Regions from separate parts of the Homo sapiens genome. Here region 2 is linked to region 1. A link is a contact called in ENCODE Hi-C data. All regions are on one chromosome and are shown on one strand. The core of a region is the stretch at or near the end of the contact, and the rest is flanking DNA. Distances in the headings are between cores, read along the strand shown.

Region 1 (2,700 bases), core at 91-2,590:
TGCTAGTAGGACGGGGAGGGGTTAATGTGGAGCTATCACCCCCTTTTGGCCCGTTGGGCTCTGTGACGTGCTCATTATCTCCGCTGTCCGGGTTCTCGCTCACCGTGCCCATCCCTGGCTGCATGGGGAGAGGGGCCCCGAGGCCCTGAGACTCGTCCAGTTATCCACCTGGGGTGGGAATCTTGCTTCCCGATCCATCTGGCTGCGACATCTACGGCTTCAGCAGGCCCTGCCCGGGAGTCGGGCATATTGAAGGGTTCGTATCCTTGCCGTCACCCTTGGCCCCTCCCGGCTCGGCAGGAGCTGGGGGTGGGGAAACTATAGATTTCCCGGGCCCCGCTTCCACTGCCTCACCCCCTTCTTTTGCTCGAGCCCAAGACAAGGTGTTAACGGTCTTCAAGTGCAAGGGTTAGGTTTGGTGGGAGCATAGGCTAAGCACCACCCTCATTTTACAGGGGCTTCTAGGGTGCCAGATCTGCGGGGGTCGATTGGGAAGAACTAGAAGCTAAAAAGGAGAAGGGCGGATTAACGTTTTATTTTAATCTGGTTTTGAGCTGCCGTTGCCGTCTGGGGCGGCCGGGCGGGGCGGAGCTGGGACTGCCAAGGGCAGCCAAAGCAGCAGGGAGGGAGGGGGCGCTCCGGTGCTCAGGATGCTGGGGAAGAAGGAAGAGGCCACCCCAACGCTGACAGCTTGGAGGACCTAGCCCCTGCCCCCCGGTCCCTTCTGAATGCTCCGGGTGGTGTCAGACCAAAGGACGGTTGAGAAGGATCTAATCCGCGTCCGCGCCCCAGCCCCGGCTGGCCCCGCCCCCTCCCGAGGGAGCCACTGTCGCAGTGGGGGGAGGGGGAGATGGGAACGGGTCTGGGGGGCGGCTCCCCTCCCCCTCCCTCTCTTGGGACAGACAGCCTTTGTTCCCGGCGGCGGCGGCAGCGGTGGCCAGACACCTGTGAGGCCGCAGAACTGGCCGAGGGTGGGCGTGTGAGGACATGGAGGCCCCTTGTCCCCATTCCAGCCCTGCGCCCCTGGGTCCGGGTGCGCCCCCTGAGACAGGTCAGCCTTGAGCACCTTTCTGCGGGGAGACTGCAGAGATCGTCCAGTGGCCCTACGGTGCGCCCCAGCTCCCAACGCACTTCCCCTCCCCCCTCCCAGGGTCGGATTTCCAAGCACGCCACGCCACACACACCTCGGCTAGCTCCGGGCTCAGAGGGCGCTGGGGTGGCAGGGCGTCCGGGCGCACCTCGGCTAGCGGCACCCTAGCCCGAGGGCAGGAGGCGGGGATAGAAGGCGGGCGACGGGACCCCTTGGGGCCAGACCCGGCCGGGTTGGGCAAGCAGGCGGGGCTCCCGGCGTCTCCGCAGTCCCGGACGGGCGTGCCCTGCGCCGCGCACCAACCGGAGCCACATTCAAGGTGAATCATCCCCGGCCCGCCCCCTGCCCCTCCCCGCCTCGCGGCACCTGAGCCAATGGCGCTGCGCGAGGGGCGGGCGGGGCCCGGGGCGGGGGGCGGTAAAACCCTCCTGGAGTCATTCTCTGTGCACTCCGTCGAGCCCCCGCGCAGCCGTGCCGGAGCCGCAGGGCCTCCGTCCAGCCGCGCGGTCCGGGCAGCCCGCGCCCCCTGTTCTTCCGGTCCTCGGGCCCAGGTACCCCTCTGGACCTCCCCCGCCTGCAGCGCGGAGGCGGCTCCTCTTCAGGTGGCCGGGCCGGGGCCTTCCCCGGCAGACCTGTCACCCGACACCCAGGAAGCGCGCGGCCGGGTCCCGGCTCCCCTTTGTTCCCCCGCTGGGCTCGGCGCTCCGGCGCCGCCCCCTCTCGCGGGGCAGCGGAGGTTTGGGCCCGGGCCGGGCGCGCTTCAAGCTCCGTCCATGCGGCTCTTTCCAAACCGGGGCCGTTTTTGCCTGGCTTCTCTGGTGTGGACTCCGCGCGGAGCTGAGAGGCGGCTGTGCGCCCAGCCTGGAGCCGGCGCAGGTGAGTGTCTGGGGCCGGGAGCGGGGGGGCGGGCCGGGCGGAGCCAGAGCGGGGCTCAGTAGAGGAGGCGGAGGCGGGCGCCCGGGACCGGCCGCACTAGAACCCGGGTGCAGGGCAGAAGTCCCGGCGCAGCTGGCTTTCGGGGATGACGCGGCAGTGCCTACTCGCTCTTCCGCGCCTTCAGGCGGAGGCGCCCACGGGGCGCCTGGGTCCCGGGTCCGCCAGTGGCGTCTGCCCAGCGCCCAGCGCTGTTCCCGGGCGGGGGCGGGGGCGGGAGCGGCTGCGGTCCGAGTGCGGCCGGTGCTTGCGAGGTGCCTACCCGCGAGGAGTTTGGCTGGGGTCGGGCTGCGTTTCGCCGCCCTGGTGGGCTCAGGCGGAAGCGCCAGGCTGGGAGGGGGCTGCGGAGAGCGCCGGGGCCCCGGAGCTGGCCCCTCCAGCGTCTTGTCAGGGCTGCGCGGCTGGTTCGAGGCTGCTTCCGTGGCCCGGAGCCGCCCCGCCCAGTCTCTGGGGGAAAGCGGCTCTCAGACCTCCCGTGTGCCTCCACTTCGCGGCCACTCATCCCGGGAACCCCGGCGCACGCGAATGAGACACCGTTCCCCGCCCTCAACTGCCCCATTCCTGTTAATAGCGCTAGTGGCACCCAGGTTCCCAGCCCTTCCCCAAGATCGGCGGCTGGACGGCTTGCCTCTGGCGCCTCACCGGTCAGCGCATCCCAGGACTATGGGCAGTGAGGG
Region 2 (2,700 bases), core at 186-2,685, 950 kb before region 1:
TGTATACTAGTGAACCATTTACTTAAAAATTTTAATAAATAAGCATGGAGATATACATATATTTACATGTATAATTAGGTAATACGGGTATCAAAACAAATGCAGATTAAATAGCCACTTTATAATACTAATTACCTAGAAAAGTGAAGAGGGAGAAAGGTGAATGGAACTGGGGAGGGAAACAAAGTGACATTCAACTCTATCTGTAATGTTTAATATAAATAAAAACATGAAACAACTATAACAAAAATTTCACATTTGATTACCCTAGGCAGTAAATACATGAACGTATGTTATTCTTGATACATACGTATTAATTTTCAAAAGAAAAAGTACTGAAGAACTACAAATAAAATGCACACAATTCACTCATATAAAAGCTTGTATACATCAAAAACTAAGATATGACTATTTTTAGAAATTATCCTGTTTGTTTTTCTATGTAGTTTTACATTTTTAAAAAGAAAAACGAGGGAAAAAATGAGAGCAATGAAGACACGTAAAAGAAACCGTACATGCATTTGATTATAAAAAAGGCAAACCTCCACAATCACAAAACACCATATGAGCATTCTATATCATGTGCTGCATTTCCTTACATTTAACTTTCGTCAAAAGCAAATTACAAGATAATGCCTAATTGGAAACGTGACTTTCTATTATTAAAATGGTGGGAGTCCATTTTAATGTGTTTATCTCGCCGCTAGACTATAATTTATATCTCAGCGTTTAAATTTGTTTGGATGCCAGTGACAGGTTAATGCAGTTTAAACATGCATTTTTCTTTCGTTGGCTGAATAGTTAAATCGTTACTCAAAGGATTTTAAGTTTCAATTTCAACCGGGAGAGGATTCTTTGCTTTTCCAAGGTTAAAACTGTTTCTGGTTCGAGATGCTATTAATTAATGGCTACGTAGCGGATCTATTTAGGGAACTGCTCCCGGCCCCGGGTTCACAGTTGACCTGCTCAATGAGAAAACTTTTTTTGCTACAGACTTGGGGATATTTGCAATTTAGTCTGAGAGCGGCGAACGGGGAGTGAAATGGAATTCGAGACCACTTCGCTAACAATCGCAATTATGAACCGAAAGACATGTCAGGTATTAGCAATTTTTTTCCTTAAAAAAAAAAAAAACTTTCTGGGACTCCGCGGGACACCCAGCTGGCGACGGACCAGCGGGCGGCGGGCTGCGGGGAGGGGGGGCGAGGCTGCTGCAACCCAGAAGTTCCGACTGGGGAGTTTCGCTCTGTTACCATTACCTGGCTCGCCGGCAGAAGAAAGAACGCGGAGACAAGATAATTTCTGAGGCTGTTAAACATGACTTAGCCGGGGGCCGCGCGTTCCGAGGGGGTGTCCTGCGGGCCGGGGCGGGTCTCTGCCGCCCCCGCGGGCTCCGGTGCGTCAGGGGCGCGTCAGGCGGGGCGGGCTCCGCGCGGGCGGCGGCGGCAGCGGCGGCTGCGGCGGCGGCGGCGGCAGCAGGCGGCAGGCGGCGAGCACCCGGCCTCCTGCTTCTCGCTCCGAGGCTGCGGGACGGACGCTCCCGGGAACTCCGTCGCCCGCGGCCGGCCGCGTTCGGACGGCGCTCGCCGGCGGCCGGGCGGTCCCAGCATGTCGGCCGCCGTGGCGTGCCTGGACTACTTCGCCGCCGAGTGCCTGGTGTCCATGTCCGCGGGCGCCGTGGTTCACCGCCGCCCGCCGGACCCCGAGGGCGCGGGTGGAGCCGCTGGCTCGGAGGTGGGTGCGGCGCCGCCGGAGTCCGCTCTGCCGGGTCCGGGGCCACCGGGGCCCGCGTCGGTCCCCCAGCTCCCGCAGGTCCCCGCCCCCAGCCCCGGCGCGGGCGGCGCCGCGCCCCACCTGCTGGCTGCAAGCGTCTGGGCGGACTTGCGCGGCAGCTCTGGCGAGGGCTCCTGGGAGAACTCGGGGGAAGCTCCACGCGCCTCGTCCGGCTTCTCCGACCCGATCCCGTGCTCCGTCCAGACCCCGTGCTCCGAGCTGGCTCCCGCCTCCGGCGCCGCGGCGGTCTGCGCTCCCGAGAGCTCCTCCGATGCGCCCGCCGTCCCAAGCGCGCCTGCTGCCCCGGGCGCACCAGCAGCCTCTGGTGGGTTCTCTGGAGGGGCCCTAGGGGCAGGCCCCGCCCCCGCCGCGGATCAGGCGCCCCGGAGGAGGTCTGTCACACCTGCTGCCAAGCGCCACCAATGCCCCTTCCCGGGCTGCACCAAAGCCTATTACAAGTCGTCGCACCTCAAGTCCCACCAGCGCACCCACACGGGTGAGCGCCCTTTCTCCTGCGACTGGCTCGACTGCGACAAGAAGTTTACGCGTTCCGACGAGCTGGCCCGCCACTACAGGACGCACACGGGCGAGAAGCGCTTCTCCTGCCCCCTCTGCCCCAAGCAGTTCTCCCGGAGCGACCACCTGACCAAGCATGCTCGCCGCCACCCAACCTATCATCCAGATATGATCGAGTACCGGGGACGTCGTCGAACTCCCCGCATCGACCCGCCACTCACCAGCGAGGTGGAAAGCTCCGCCTCCGGCTCCGGTCCCGGCCCGGCGCCCAGCTTCACCACCTGCCTGTAGGACAGTCATTGCTGTCAGTCTTACCCTCAAGGATGATCCCCCAGGCCGTTGTCCCTGCTTTCTCTCTGCCCATCCTTCTTTCCCAGAGTCATTACACCAAGGCACAGACTGGTTCCTCTG

What was found. A loop is a pair of places that touch in the nucleus more often than their neighbours do. Pooled maps may share reads with other maps.
Region 2: a pooled map shows a loop between it and region 1 (6-fold over the local background). The contact joins the promoter of KLF14 here to the enhancer-like site in region 1. A Hi-C loop is called at or near these places in 3 of 37 single-sample maps with no recorded cell type and 6 of 50 pooled maps.

Annotation. Positions count from the first base shown.
Region 1 is chr7:129,779,056-129,781,755 of GRCh38, reverse strand. No RefSeq gene overlaps it. Among named protein-coding and RNA genes, the nearest start is that of MIR183, 5.4 kb to the right of the region's middle. RefSeq lists an enhancer at 588-1,433 and silencers at 1,054-1,853, 1,914-1,993, 2,144-2,273. Within about 2 kb of position 1,340, at least 14 of the 41 ENCODE cell types and tissues checked have a DNase peak (open chromatin) inside an H3K27ac peak, as active enhancers do.
Region 2 is chr7:130,732,942-130,735,641 of GRCh38, reverse strand. KLF14 (KLF transcription factor 14) reads left to right here and starts at 1,435. Exons shown (of 1, transcript NM_138693.4): 1 at 1,435-2,700. The coding sequence starts at 1,609. The coding sequence ends at 2,580. LOC105375508 (a long non-coding RNA gene) reads right to left here and starts at 1,378. Exons shown (of 4, transcript XR_927978.3): 1 at 1,260-1,378. RefSeq lists silencers at 1,622-1,701, 1,772-1,931 and an enhancer at 1,827-2,364.